2 separate regions of the Homo sapiens genome follow, and region 2 is linked to region 1. A link is an interaction called in ENCODE POLR2A ChIA-PET data of the cell type or tissue named here. Cell type or tissue: Panc1. All regions are shown on one strand. Links, peaks and the distances in the headings refer to the core of each region. The heading gives the core; the rest is flanking DNA.

Region 1 (8,050 bases), core at 2,423-6,422:
TGTTTCCTGACTTTTTAATGATCACCATTCTAACCAGTGTGAGATGGTATCTCATTGAGGTTTTGATTTGCATTTCTCTGATGGCCAGTGATGATCAGCATTTTTTCATGTGTCTATTGGCTGCATAAATGTCTTCTTTTTAGAAATGTCTGTTCATATCCTTTGCCCACTTTTTGATGGGGTTGTTTGTTTTTTTCTTGTAAATTTGTTTGAGTTCTTTGTAGATTCTGGATATTAGCCCTTTGTCAGATGAGTAAATTGCAAAAATTTTCTCCCATTCCGTAGGTTGCCTGTTCACTCTGTTCACTCTGTTGGTAGTTTCTCTTGCGGTGCAGCAGCTCTTTAGTTTAATTAGATCCCATTTGTCAATTTTGGCTTTTGTTGCCATTGCTTTTGGGATTCAATTTCTTTCTGATTGAATCTTAAGGTTGTACAATTCTAGAATATTATCCATTTGCTTTAGGTTTTCTAATTTGTCTGCAGAGTGTTCCAAGTAGTCTCCGAGAGTTGTTTGTATTTCTGTGGGGTTAGTGATAACATCCCCTTTGTGATTTCTGGTTGTGTTTACTTGGATCTTCTCTCTTTTTTTCTTTATCCCCCTAGCTAATAATATATCAATCTTCTTTATTCTTTTAAGGAAACAGCTTCTGGATTCATTGAATTTTGCGTGTTTTTTTGTGTCTCAATTTCCTTCAGTTCAGCTCTTACTTTTGTTACTTCTTGTCTTCTGCTAGATTTGGTGTTGGTTTACTCTGGTTTCTCTAGTTCCTCTAGTTGTAATCTTAAGTTGTTAATTTGAGATCTTTCTAACTTTTTAATGTGGGCATTTAGTGTTATAAACTTTTCCCTTAACACTGCTTTGGCTATGTCCCACAGATTCTGGTATGCTGTATTTTTTTTTCACTAGTTTTGAAGAATTTCTTGATGTCTGCCTTAATTTCATTATTTACTGAGACATCATTAAGAAGCTGGTTGTTTAATTTCCATGTAATTGCATGGCTTTGAGCAATTTTCTTTGCATTGATTTCTATTTTTATTGTGCTGTGGTCCAAGAGTGTGGTTGGTATGAATGTGGTGTTTTTGAATTTGCTGAGGATTGTTTTATGTCAAATTGTGAGGTCAATTTTAGAGTATGTGGCAAGTGCAAATGAGAAGAGTGAGTATTATGTTGGTTTTGGGTGGGGAGTCCTGTAGATATCTGTTAGGTCCATTTGGTTCAGTGTTGAGTTCAGGTCCCAAATATCTTTGTTATTTTCTGCCTCAAAGATCTGTCTAATTCTGTCAGTGGGGTGTTAAAGTCTCCCACTATTATTGTGTGGTTATCTAAGTTTCTTCATAGGTCTTTAGGAGCTTGACTTAGGAATCTGGGTGCTCCTGTGCTAGATGCATATATATTTAGCAGAGCTAGGTCTTCATGCTGAACTAAGCCTTTCACCATTCTCTAATGCCCTTCTTTGTGTGTGTGTGTGTGTTTTTAATCTCTATTGGTTTAAAGTCTGTTTTGCCTGAAATTAGAATAGGAACACCTGGCTTTTTCTGTGTTGTGTCTGTTTGGTAGATTTTTCTGCATCCCTTTACTTTGAGCCTATAGGTGTCATTGCATGTGAGATGGACTCTTGAAGACAGCATACAGTTGTGTCTTGGTTCTCTATCCAACTTACCACTCTGTGCCTTTTAATTGGGACATTTAGCCTTTTTACATTCAAGGTTAATATAGATAGGTGTGGTTTTGATCCTGTCATTGTATTGTTACCTGGTTAATACAAAATTTGGTTGTGTGGTTGCTTTATAGTGTCAATGGTTTATGTACTTAAGTGTGTTTTTTAGTGGCTGGTAATGGTCTTTTCTTTCCATATTTATCACTCCCTTTAGGGCCTTTTGTAAGGCAGGTCTGGTGGTAATGAATTCTCTTTGCATTTCCTTCCTTGAAAAAGATTGTATTTCTCCTTGACTTATGAAGCTTAGTTTGGCTGGATATTAAATTCTCGGTTGGAATTTCTTTTCTTTAAAAATGCTGAATATAGGCCCCCAATTTCTCCTGGCTTGTATAGTTTCTGCTGACAGGTTTGTCATTAGCCTGATGGGCTTCCCTTTGTAGGTGACCTGCCTCTTCTTTCTAGCTGCCCTTAACATTTTTTTTTTATTTTGATCTTGGAGAATCTGATGATTATGCATCTTGGGATTGGTCATCTAGTATGATATTTTGCAGGGGTTCTCTACATGTCCTGAATTTGAATCTTGGCCTCTCTAGTGAGGTTGGGCAAATTTTCGTGGGTAATATTCTCAAATATGTTTTCCAAGTTCCTCACTTTCTCTCCCTCCTTTCGGGAACACCAGTGAGTCACAGATTTGGTCTCTTTACATATTCCCATATTTCTTGGAGGTTTTCCTCATTCTTCATAATCGTTTTCATTTTATTTTTGTCTGACTGAGTTATTTTGAAGAACCAAAATAGCTTTGAGGTCTTAAGCTCTGAGATTCTTTCCTCATCTTGGTTGATTCTACTTGCAATTGTATTCTGAAAACCTTGAAGTCAGATTTTCAGTTCTATCAGATCAGTTTTGTTCTTTCTTGAAATGGCCACTATATCTTTATTCCTGGTATCATTTTATTGTATTCCTAAGATTTCATGGAATGGGTTTTTACTTTCTCCTGAATCTCAATCATCTTCATTCCTATCCATATTCTGAATTCTATTTCTGCCATTTCAGCCATTTAAGCCTGGTTAAGAACCATTTCTGGAAAACTAATATGGTCATTTGGAGGTAAAAACACACTGCCACCTTTTGAGTTGCCAGAGTTCTTGCGTTGGTTCTTTCTCATCTTTGCAGGCAATGTTCCTTCAACATTTGAAGTTGCTGTCCTTTGGATGAGTTGTTTTTTGTTTTGTTTGCTTTTATCTTCTTTGATGCCCTTGGGTGGTTGATTTTGCTATAAGTTGAGTTCAGTCAACTGGGTTCATTTCTGGCATGATTTTAAGGCCCAAGGCTCAGTTCAGGACCCCTGGACTGCATGCTCTAACTCTGGAGTGGGGGTGGTAACAGGCCCCTAGCTTTATTCTTGGGCCCCTCAAAGTTAGAAACCTGCTGCTCTGGATTGCTGAGGTGTTCTCAGTCCTCTGGCCATAATATTCCAATGTGTGGTACTGGCCAAAGCACTTCATTGAGCAGTGGCAGTGGGATTCATGCTCACTCACACATTAGTATAACCTTCTATATGTTTTTATTGTCACATCATGTACCCATTAATGAGCTTTATAATAATATTCTCATGCATTTGCCTTTAAATCTTATAGAAAAGTGGGAAGTTACAAGTAATTCATAATGTTGGCTTCTATATTTACCTATGTAGTTACTTTTACCAGTGTTCTTTCTTTCTTTGTATGACTTTGAATAGTGTCTAGTTTCTTTTCATTTCAGCCTGAAGAACTCCCTTTAGCATTTCTTATAGAGTAAGTCTCCTAACTACAAACTCTCACTTTTTTATACTAGGAATGTCTTCATTTCTCCTTCATTTTTGAAGGATAATTATGCTACATACAGAATTCTTGGCTGATAGGTTTTTTTTTCAGCACTTTGAAAATGTTTTCTCATTGCCTTCTGACAAACATGGTTTCTGGCAAGAAATCTGAAGCTAATATCTTAAGAATCTATTGTATGTAGTGAGTTACTTCTCTCTTGCTGCTTTATGGCTTCTCCCTTTGTCTTTGAGCTTCAACAATTGGATATAATATGCATAAATGTAGGTTTCTTTAAGTTTATACTGCTTGGAGTTCTTTGAGATTCACGGAAATATAGAGTCACATATATCATCAAGAATGTGACTATTGCCATTATTACTTCAAATATTTTTTCTTCCCCTTTGTGTTTTTCTTGTTCTGGGACTTCCATTATGCCTATGTAGGTAAGCTTGATGATGTCCCACAGTATTCTCAGGCATGTTCTTTTTTCTTCCTTTTTCCTTTGTTCTACAGATGGGATCATTTCAAAAGACATATCTTGAAGTTTACTGATACTTTCTCTTGCCTTCCCAAATATTTTGAATCTCATTAGTACATTTTTTCTTTCTCTTGTGCTTAGAGTTTCACAATGATTAGCCATTAAGCTTTTAAAACAAACTTCCTTACAAAGTTTTTCTCAAGACCAGAGAAGAAGGAAAGAAAAGCCCAGTGTGATACTGGGAGGAGTAAAATGATAGGGTAGATCTGGGTGGGGTTTGTAGGATGAGGACATAATAGGGAAACACCCTGGCTTTATAATCAAGACTGGATTTCCCAGTGAGTAGCTGAATGACCTTGGGTAACTCTCTTCTATTCTTGGGTCTCAGAGTGTTTGAAAATATTAAGAATTTGATTGCAATGTTGCCTGAGAAGTGAGCCAGCACTTCTTCTCTGCAAGAAAGTAGAAAAGCTCTTGGGAGAATCAGTGGTGATGTGATGTAATGTAATGTCTGTCGCTTATCCCAGTGAATAATTTTTGGGTAAAGATTCCAGGGCCCTCCATAAAGGGGTGGATATTTCCTGATAGAGCTAAGGCTATGTCTTGTTCCTTGTAAATACCAGACCCACCCCTGGAGCCAGGCCAAGCTGGGACTGCATAAAGACAGATTTGGTCTCAGCTCTTTGTCAAGCACCTTACTGACAATATGAAAGCCAGCAGCTTCTTGGTCCCAATGGTGGTCCTCATCCTTAGGACACTGGCAGTAGAGGCAGCTGTAATGGGAGATGAGTGAACAGATGTCCTGATGGGACTGGGTTGGACAAACAATAGTCTCTCTGGAGTCTCCTGGGTCAAGACAGGTGGCACTTCTGGAGCAATAGGCAGCACTGGAGCCCACACCTTAGCTTTCTGGCCTTTGCCATCATATCCAGAAAAACATGAGGTCTACTGGCCAATGTTCTGTTTTCAGAGGTACATTAAAAATGCTTGAATAAACATGTATGATGATCCTAAATAGTAAGACTTTACACAGTCAAGATGTCAATAATTACACAGAAATTAAACAACTTGCTCCTGAATGAAGAAAGCTATAGTTTTATAGTTTCAGGTCTTACATTTAGGTTTGTAATACATTTAAAATTGATGCTTGTATAAGGGGTGAGATAAGAGTCTGTTTTCACTCTTCTCTATGTAGATATTCCATTTTCCCAACATTAAGTGAGAAATTTAAAAATTCTTTGAAATTGATGAAAATAGACAAAAACAACATTATTAAAATAATTTGGGATGCAGCTAAAGCAGTGTTAAGAGGAAAGTTTATAGCACTGAAGACCTAAACCAAAAGGATAGAAAGATCTCAAATTAACAATATAACATCACACTGAGAGAAACTTGGAAAACAAGAGCAAACCAAACCCAAAGCTAGTAGAAGAAAAGAAATAACTAAAATAAGTAGATCTGAATAAAATTAGGATGTAAAAAGTCATACAAAAGCCAACGAAACCAAAAGTTGGTTCTTTGAAAGAATAAACTAGATTGATAGACCATTAGCTAGATTACAAAGACAAAAAGAGAATATCCAAATAAACACAATCAGAAATAACAAAGATGATATTAAAACTGATCCCACGAGAATAGAAAATATCCTCAAAGACGGTTATAAACATATGCAAATAAATTAGAGAATCTAGAGAAAATGGATACATTTCTGGAAACAAATGACCTCCCAAGATTGAATAAGGAAGAAAGTGAAAACTTAAATAGACCAAAGACTAGTTCTGAAATTGAATCAGTAATTTTTTAAAAAACCCTACCTACCAATGAAAGCCCTAGACCAGGTGGATTCACAGCCAAATTCTAACAAAAATACAAAGAAGAGGTCCTACCAATCCTAGTGAAACTATTCCAAAAAAATCTAGGACAACTCTTCCCTAACTCTTTCTATGAAGCCAGCATCATTCTGATCCCAAAATCTGGCAGAGACATGTAGAAAAAGAAAACTTCCAGCCAGTATTCCTGATGAACATATACCCAAAAATCCTCAATATAATTACTAGCAAACTGAATCCACCAGCCCATCAAAAAGTTAAGTCTTGACTTAGAGCAGTAGCTCATACCTGTAATTTCAGCCCTTTGGTAGGCCAAGGCAGTGGTCATTGGCCAGGTTGGGGGATGGGGTCTCACAGTTAGAGAGCAGCCTGGGCAACATATCAAGACCCTCTGTCTACTAAATTTTTTTTTTTTTTACTTAGCTAGACATTATCCCAGCTACTAGGGAGGCTGAGGCAGGAGAATCCCTCAGGCCCAGGGGTCAAGACTGCAGTGAGCTGTGAGCATGCCACTTCACTCCAGCATAGGCAATGGAGTGACAGAGTGAGAGCTTTTCTCTAAAAACAAACCCTTTGTGTATCTTTGTCTTCATTGTCTGTGTTTTTGGCATCATATTCAATACATCTCCATTCAGATCAATGTCATGGAGTTTTTCTTTTGCAGTATTTGTCCCTTCTCATAGTTTTATAGTTTCAGGTCTTACATTTAGGTTTGTAATACATTTAAAATTGATGCTTGTGTAAGGGGTGAGATAAGAGTCCATTTTCACTCTTCTGTATGTAGATATTGCATTTTCCCAACACCACTTATTGAAGAGACTCCCATTTCTTCATTGTGTCTTATTGGTACCTTTGTCAGAAATCAATTTACTGTAGATATGTGGGGTTATTCCTCATGCTATTTCATTAGCCAAAATGTCTGTTTTTAATGCCAATACTATGATGTTTTGATTACTATAGCTGTGCAATATATTTTGAAATCTGGCAGTGTGATGCCTCCTGCTTTGTTCTTCTTGTTCAGGATTCTTTTGGTTATTGGGGGGCTCCTTTAGTTCCATTCACACTTTAAGATCGTATTTTCTATTTTGGTAAAGAATGACATGAATTTTGATAGGGATAGCAGTGAATCTGTAGATCACTTTAAGTATGAACAATTTAACACTATTAATTATTTTGATTAATGAATATGGTATATGTTTCCATATACTTGTGTCATCTTCAGTTTTTTTAATCAATGTTTTCTAGTTTTCAATATACAGATATTTTATTTTTTGTTAAATTTGCTCCTAAGTATTTATGCTATTATAAATGGGATTGTTTTTTAAATTTCTTTTTCAGACAGTTTTAAACATTGAACTGTGTTTAGACACACTACTGAATTTTGCAAGTTGATTTTGTATCCTGCAACATTACTGGATTTATTTATCAGTTCCAACTGATTTTTGTAGTATTTTTGGATTTTTTATATATAAGATAATGACATCAGCAAACAGAGACTATTTCACTTCATCCTTTCCTATTTGGATGCCTTTTATTTTTTCTGGTCCCTAATTTCTCTGACTAGGACTTCCAATACTATGTTGACAAGTGGTGGGAGAGTGCATTCTTGTCTTGTTCCTGATCTTAGTGGAAAAGCCTTTCACCATCTTGATTTTAGTTCTGGCTTGTCATGTATGGCCTTTATTGCATTGAGGAACATTTCTTCTATACCTCATTTCTTGCAAGTTTTTATAATAAAAAGATGTTACCTTCAGTCTATAAGTCTTCCTTAAGGTAAAATAAGTCTTTTGTAGGCAGCATCGAATTGAGTCTTTGTTTCATCTATTCATACACTCTATGACTTTTAATTGGATAATTTTATTCATTTACACTTAAAGTAATTATTGATAGGTAAAGGGTTACTATTGCCGTTTTGTTAATTGTCTTCTGGTTCAATTGTAGATCCTTCGTTCCTTTCTTCCTCTTTTGTTTTCTTCCTTTGTGGTTTGATGACTTTCTCTAGTGGTATTCTTTGGATCTTTTCTTTTTTATTTATTTTACAGCTATTATAAGGTGTGGCTTGGGGTTGCCCTGATGTTTGCATAAGACATACTTATTACAGCCTATTTTAAATTGATAACAACTTTATTTTGATAACACATACAACCTCTAGTTTTTGCTCCCTCTCTTCCCATGTTTATATTTTTGAAGTCACAATATATATCTTTTTATAATTTTGTATCCCTCAACAAATTATAGTACCTCTATTTGTTTTTAATATATTTTCTTTTTAATCTTTGTACT
Region 2 (8,050 bases), core at 2,048-6,047, 470 kb after region 1:
TCTGGGGCCCACTGACCAACAAAATCCAAAATATGCTCACTCATAGCTTTTTCTCTGACCTCCTTCCCAGCCTTCTTAGATGGGAGGAAGGAGGGAGGGGAGGGGAGAGCTGTGCATCAGTCAGGGTAGGGTGAGTTCTGCTACAGTAACAGCAACGCTCAAGTCCTGTTTCTCAGTGGCTCCTGATGCACGTCCCCTGCTGGGCAGCTGCTGCGCTGCTCTGTGTCTCCTTGCTCCTGGATCCCAGCTGATAGAACAACCACCATTTCAACTGTTGCACAGCAGAGGGCAAGAGAAAGCATCAAGCCACAGACTGGCTCCTAAAGTCTCCCCCAGGAAGTGGCACACTTCACTTCTGCACACATTTCATTGGCCAAAGCTTGTTACTTGGCTGTACCTAACTTCAAGCAGAGGAGGGAGTTCAAGTGGAAATCCTACTATGGGCCTGTGCTGTGGTCTGAATGTGTTCCCCAAAGTTCAGATGTTGAGACCTAATCCCCACAGTGATAGCCTTAAGAGGTGGGGCCTTTGGAAGTTGATTAGGTCAGGAGGGCTCCACCCATGAATGGGATTAGTGTTCTTGTAAAAGAGGCTTGAGGGAGCCCATCTGTCCCTTCTGCCATGTGAGGACACACAGAAGTCACCATCTATAAGAAACAGGCTCCCACCAGACACTGAGTCTGCTGGAGCCTTGATCTTGAATTTCCCAACCTCCAGAACTGTGAGCAATGAATTTCTGTTGTTTATAAATTACCCAGTCTAAGATGTTTTGCTGTAGCAGCCTGAACAGACTAAGGCACCCTAAAAGGAAAAGAAACAGAGTATTTGTGGACAGTCCCTAAAGACAGTCACAGAAAGTGAGAGCCTCTTTCAGATTCATTAGGTGTTCAAGATGCCCAAGTCTCTTAGGAATGTTCTTTCCTGGGAGGAAGGGGTGTTTTTGAAACCCAGAAATGTATTCTCTGCTTTTACTAACACATCTGTTTCCTGAGTCAGTAGATGTTCTGCAGTCTAACTGCCTAAATAGGGAACAAAAAATCCAAGGAGAAAACTCGTGCAGCCTTAGATTCCTGGATTTTGAGTATCATGTAATCTTAGACTGGAATCTGAGAAAATGGGACCTGAGAATCTTGCAACCACAGATTTCAAACCTGAAAGGTCTTTGAATCTAATTTCACTTTCTATGCAGTAACTGTCTTAATAATCTTCCTTGCAGGTGGCCACCAGACTTTCTCTGCTTGTATCCTCCCAGGACCACAGAACTCATCGCATCCCAAGGCAGCCTATTCCATCATGGATGAGCTCAAAGTGTTTGAAAGTTCTGCTTTATCAAGTGAGCCAAACTTCCTCCCTCAGGACCATCCACTCCAGGGCCCAGTTATTCTACTGGAGGAGTGAGGGTAAAGCCATCACCAGGACAACCTTGGTGACAGGCTGGACTGGCAGCCAGCTTTTGGGGATGACTTCAGGGAACCCTGAATAGCCATGGGAGCCAAATGTATTACTCCTCTGATGCCTACAATTCCACTATAATAGTCTGGTGGGCTTCTGTTAGGGAGGCTTATACATGGTGGAAAGAATAAAGGCTTGGACTCAGCCTAGGTTCAAGTACTGCATCTTGACCTGGCCTGTAGGCAAGTCTTTTCACTTCTCTGAGTTTTGGCTTTCTCATTTGTCCAATAGGAATAACAATAATGATAATAATAATACCTCCCATGCAGGATTGCTAGTATGTTCAATGGGATAATATATCTAAACACCTCACACAATGCCTGGCACATAGCAGGTGTTCAATTAGGTCTGTATTAAAATCCAGGCTCTGTCTCTTATTATTTATATGTCCTTGGACTTCATTTCCTTGAACCCTAGACTCCCCATCTCTAAGGTGGGGTTGATATTACTCACATCCCACCAGGCTCTGGTCAGAATCTTTTAAGTGTTTATTTACAGATAATGTGCCAAGTTCTTTATCTGAATTGGACATTTAATCCTTTACTCTGTGGGTAGAATATTTATAATCACCCCAATGTTTTCAATGGGGAAACTAGGGCTCAGTGAGGTTGATTGACTTTGCCCAAGGTCACATGGCTGGTGAGGTGGCAGACTCAAGATTTGAGTCCAGGCATTTTGCTCCCGTGTATACACTGTGTGTATAAAGGACCTGGCACAAAGCAGCCAGGTCATTTTGTGCTTGAACTGCTGCTCTGTCCCCAACTTCCCCAAAAAAGCACAACATCCAGAGTAGGCCAAAGCTATGTTACTTGGCTCTACCTAACTTCAAGCAGAGGAGGGGTTTCAAGGGAACCAAGTATTTGTAGTGCAAAGCCACTGAGGTTTTGGAGTTATTCGTTGTAACAGCTGGCATGGCTTAACCTTGTCCTCTTAGCTGTTTTCAGCATTTGCACCTGAGTGTCAATCAGCTAGGATGTTTTAGGCTGCAAGTAATAGAATACCCTATTACTCCTGAATTCAATAATAGGTGCCTTCGCAGTCAAGAAATCTGGAGGTTACGTGGCTCCAGTTTTGGTTCATTCAGAGGTTCAGTGATGTCATCTAGGACCCGCATTTTGGCTTCAGCACCCTCAGTATATTGGCTGTAGCCCTGAGGCTTGGCCCGTCATGCTCTCAACATGGCTGCCAAAGTTCCAGACATCGCATCCTCATGCAACCACTTAAAGGGAAAGAATAGGGGACCTTCCCCACACCCCTTTTTATATAATAATTGAGGCCAGCCCTTCTCAAACCTCCTGTCCCAGCATACTTTCTTTATGTTTTATTGGCCAGAACTGGGTCATGTTCTTGTGGAAGACTACCAAGGCTCACCAATAGCCATCTTCTTCTTCCTGGGCACACATGTGGGATACATTTCCCAGCCTTCTTTGCAGTTAGATGTGGTCATGTGACTGAGCTCTGGCCAATGGGATGTAAGCAAAAATAATTGTACTGATTTCAGGTCTGGCTTATAAAAATCTTCTACCCACAATCTTTCTGCCATCTGCCTGCTGAATGGAGAGGACTCTGAGAATGAGGAAAGCCACAAATAGGAAAAGTCTCAATCCCTATATGACCTGCAGAAAACAGAGCCCTCCTGTCAAGACTTATTGCAGTTTGATGTGAGAAAGAACCAAGCATTTATAATGCAAAGCCACTGAGGTTTTGGAGTTATTTGTTACAGCAGTCAACATGGCTAAACCCAAGGCATAGAAGGACGGAGCTCAGGGAGACAGCTGCCTTCCTCACATGCTGGGGCTAAGAGGGGTGCGAGCAGGGAGGAGAAGGGCTTCTGTAGATGTCCAAATCTGACCCAGGCCAGCTTCCACCACTGTCTAGCTGTGTGACTCTGGGCAAGTGCATGACCCTTTCTGAGCCTCCTTAAATAGTTACGTGAGGCAGTGGGACTGGAGGCTCTCACCCTAAGTGCCCATATGATTATGACATTCACTGACTCCTTCCTCACAGCAGCCAGTGGCCAAAGAGAAAGGGTGTGGCTCCCCTAGGGGCTCCGGGTCAGGGTCACTGCTCTGTCTGGAATCTGGGCTCTGCTGCCCAGAACGGCCCTCCTGATGTCTGGAATTCCACCATGAGTGACTCATGCCTTTGGGAAGCCACTGCCCTGACCCCACTGAGTAATAACAATAACAGCCCCTCGTGGCTTTTTCTTTGCTGAGAGTTTCATAGTCCATGGTCTAATCTGGTCCCCAGCACACGGCTGTGAGTAGGCAGTGAAGGTGGAGAGAGTTAGAATTGCCATACACGATGCAGGAAGCAATGTGCCCACAGCTACACAGCAAGTTAGTGGCCAAGCCTAGAGTCCTGGACAGTGGCTTTTTCCCCAAAAACCCTTTGCTTGAAAAGGCTGCCTCTGATATTCGTGTGTCCATGTTCATAGCAGATTATTCACAATAGCCAAAAGGTGAAAGGCACTCAAGTGTCCATTGATAGATTAGTGGATAAGCAAAATATAGTGTATCCACACAATGGAAGATTTTCAGCCTTAAAAAAGGAAGGCAATTCTGATACATGCTACAACAGGGATGAAGCTTGAGGACATTATGCTAAGTGAAATAAATCAGTCACAGAAAGATGCATACTGTGTGATTCCATTTATAGGAGGTATCTGTCAAAAGTAGTCCAATTCATAGAGACAGAAAGTGGAATTGCCAGGGGCTGGGGAGGGGGAAATGAGAAGTTTCCTTAATGGGTTTAGAATTTCAGTTTTGCAAGATGACGAGTTCTGTGGAAGGATGGTGATAGAAACTCAATAATGTGAATGTACTTAAAGCCATGCATTGTACATTTAAAATTGCTTAGATGGTAAATTTTATGTTCGGTGTGTTTTGCCAAAATGTAAAAGTTAAAAAAAAAAAAAAAAGCTCTCCTAAGAGGTAGATGCTAAGTTCTAATATTTTTCAGGACATATAAATTAGTTTACCATGATTTGTATCAGTCAGGATAGGCTAGGTCATGCTGCTGTAACAAACAGCTCCAAATTCTGACTCTAGATTAGACTGCCCTTACACTAACTCTGTTCCTCCTGGAACATTCTTCTTTACCATCCTAAACCTCTCCCTACTCTGCCTGTATCCCAAACCTGGAATAAGGCAATAGAATCAGACATACTCAAACTTGTCTGGCTGTGTGACTGTGGGCAAACCAGTTAACCTCTCTGGGCCTCAGTTTACTGATCTGAAAAATGGGGACAATAAATGAACCTTGAGAAGAGAATTCAAGGAGTATGGAAACATTTAGCATGATCTAGGGCATAGTGTCAGGCTGTGGGTATATTTAAACCTCATGCAGAGCTTGGCACCCAGGCAGGAATGGGGTAGGCTTCAGTCTCCTGCCAGTCAGGCCCTCAGCCTGAACAATCTCGAGAACACCTTCTTCCAGCCAGCCTTGCGTCAGGGCCGGGGAATGGGTGGGACAGGAGCCAGAGGCTGCAGAGACAGCCGTCTAGCGCCTGGGATACTTTTCTCCCCAATAATCTGTTTTCAATCTTTCATTATTATATTTTTTTCTTTTTTGAAAGCCATCCTGCCAAGCAACAGGCATGCAAGTGTAGTCAACTCCCAGCCCAGCCTACATCAAAGTCTTTGCGAATTTCTGCTTTGAATCATGGGGTAGGGGACCCTGCCTTATATCACATGTGTCCAGCCTCCACACTTTTGCAAGTGTGCTGTTTCCACACCCTGCCATGCCCCATGCCCTCTGTCTTTCCAGATTCTGTTCACCATCTGTCAAGGCTTGGCCACAGGGCTCTCCCCTGCCAACAGCTCTCTGATGTCTCTCCCTCCCTTGTTAACACAACCCCTACAGTCTCACCAGAGCTGGGGACATGTATTGAATTCTCATCTTCTTTATTTAACACCTTTGAGGGCAGGGACAGCATCATCCACTTTGTCTGATGACTTTCATGAATCGATAAAGTGTTTTTTGTCACCACCATACCAATGGCAGGAGAGATGATGAGGATGTTTATCCCCATTTTACAGATGAGAACATGGAGGTCATGAGACCGGAAGTGATAGTCACCCGGTTGGGGAATCAGGCCCTCTATCCCGACGCCCTCGCTCTCTCTAATCTACCCTGCTGGGCTGAGCACACAGTAGGTGTGTGCCTAAATGTGCATGAGTAGGGGGCTGGGCAAAGGCTGGGGACTGGCAAGCTCTTCCCTGAACTCATTTCCTCTTCTGCCTGGACAAGCAGTGAGTCTACATTTCCAACCTTCCTTGCGAGGAAAACAAAGTCTTCCAGTGGACTGATTATGAAAGCGGGCCAGATTCTGCACCACTATCTGTTTCCACACCCCTTTGCAATGTGACTTTGCCTTCGTTCTCTCCAATGTGGGTTGGCTTTGGGACTCTCTTTGGTCCATTGAATGTGGTGGAAGTGACCTTGTGCTAGTTCTGAGCCTGAGCCTCAAAAAGAATGCAGTCCTTGCAGTCTCTCTCTCTCTCTCTCTCCCACCCTCTGCTCCCCACCTTCCCCCACCCCCCTGAACCTGACCCACCCCCGCCAGCCTCCTCCACCATGAGACAAGCCAAGGCTAGCCCACTGGAGAATGGGACCAACTCTTTTTTTTGAGACGAAGTCTCACTCACTTTGTCATCCAGGCTGGAGTACAGTGGGGCAACCTCTGCTCGTTGCAACCTCTGCCTCCCAGGTTCAAGCGATTCTTCTGCCCCAGCCTCCCAAGTAGCTGGGACTACAGGCACACACCACCATGCCTGGATAATTTTTGTATTTTTAGTAGAGGCAGGTTTTGCCATGTTGGCCAGGCTGGTCTCGAACTCCTGACCTCAAGTGATCCACCTGTCTCGGACTCCCAAAGTGTGCCTGGCCCCAATTCTTACATAAGACAGTTCTACCATCACTTTAAGTCACAAACATGGTCTCAACTCAAATTTAAAATGTCCAGTCAAGCTATTAATCCAAACTCCCAATTGGATCTAGGTTTAAACCTTCTCCCCTTGCCCAGCTGGGGCCTGTCCTGGGGAGGCAGTTTGGGGGGCTCCTTCTCTGGACCTCCTCCCCTCCCCCACAAGTGGGGGCTGTGGAGATAGTAAGGGGAGGGGAAGGGTCTCACTTGAGCTGCCGCCATCCTGCTGGCTTCCAGCTGACAGTGTCACAGATGTCCCACAGATGGCCATTGCTGCAGGGCTCCCTCACTCTTGACCCTGGGGGGGATGCACTTCTCCTTCTGGAGGTCCCTTGCAAGTCCTTCCTCGGCCCTCAGGAATCCAACATCCAACTCCAGCTTCTTGCTGCTAAGACCACTCCACCCTCCAGGAGGCCCTAGGGAACAAGACCCAAGCAGACCCCTGCAAGCTACCCCCACCCCAGCCCACAACGAATCCCCAAACCCTTCCATGTCCCCTGCCTGGCATCTGGAGGGGCAGTATTGGCCCCCTCTGGGTGAGGTCTCATAGCTGGAGCTGCCGCTCCTCCTGCAACACCTCCTCCCCAAACCCCAAGCCCTTTATTTTCCCACAGTCAGTGAGGGGGTGAAGGCTGGGGAGAGAGATCCTCGGCCACCTTCTTTGTAAATCCGTCGGACCTGATGATCCAGTCTAGAATTTCACATCTTTCCTATCCTGGGGTCTTCTGTTGAATATTTTGATATATTTCAACATAAGGAAACAGGACTTATATACTGTTCTTGCTCTGGATTTTATTATCTTTGTATCTTACATATTTTCTCACCTTTCCTTATAGATACCTCACTTGAAAAATTTTAATTGCAGCAAAATATACATAACATAAAATTTAGCTAATTAGGAAGGGCACAGTGGCTCACGCCTGTAATCCCAGCACTTTGGGAGGCCGAGGCAGGTGGATCACGAGGTCAGGAGGTCGAGACCATCCTGGCTAACACGGTGAAACTCCGTCTCTACTAAAAATACAAAAAATTAGCTGGGCGTTGTGGCAGGTGCCTGTAGTCCCAGGTATTAGGGAGGCCGAGGCAGGAGAATGGCATGAACCCAGGAGGTGGAGCTTGCAGTGAGTCGAGATCACGTCACTACACTCCAGCCTGGGTGACACAGCGAGACTTCATCTCAAAAAAAAAAAAACCAAAAATTAGCTAATTAATCATTTGAAGTGTACAGTTTTGTGGCATTAAATATAGTCACATTGTTCTGCAACCATCACCACCAAACCTCTCCAAAATGTTACCTTGCAAAACTGAAACTCTGTACCCATTAAACACTAACATCCTATTCCCCCTCCTCCCAGCTCCTGGAATTGCCATTCTACTTTCTGTCCCTATGAATTGGGCTACTTTTTTTTTTTTTTTTTTTGAGACGGATCTCACTCTGTCGCCTAGGCTGGAGTGCAGTGGCGCGATCTCGGCTCACTGCAACCTCCGCCTCCCGGGTTCAAGCGATTCTCCTGCCTCAGCCTCCCCAGTAGCTGGGATTATAAGCACATACCACCACGCCTGGCTAACTTTTGTATTTTTAGTTAAGATGGGGTTTCACCATGTTGGCCAGGCTGGTCTCAAACTCCTGACCTCAGGTGGTCTGCCCACCTTGGCCTCTCAAAGTGCTGG

The links. Peaks named below come from ENCODE experiments on the same cell type or tissue, not always from the same donor. Only the 100,000 strongest peaks of a DNase experiment are listed, where the experiment ranks them.
Region 2: POLR2A ChIA-PET joins it to region 1 with 5 read pairs; 2 of 35 experiments call an interaction of 5 or more read pairs at or near these places.

What each region holds. Positions count from the first base shown.
Region 1 is chr20:45,159,790-45,167,839 of GRCh38, reverse strand. No RefSeq gene overlaps it. Among named protein-coding and RNA genes, the nearest start is that of PI3, 11 kb to the left of the region's middle. In Panc1, for the core only: no CTCF peak of the experiment used is centred there; no DNase peak of the experiment used is centred there.
Region 2 is chr20:44,688,674-44,696,723 of GRCh38, reverse strand. No RefSeq gene overlaps it. Among named protein-coding and RNA genes, the nearest start is that of LINC01260, 21 kb to the right of the region's middle. RefSeq lists a silencer at 205-254. In Panc1, for the core only: no CTCF peak of the experiment used is centred there; a DNase peak (open chromatin) is centred at 3,603; H3K27ac peaks cover 3,888 bases.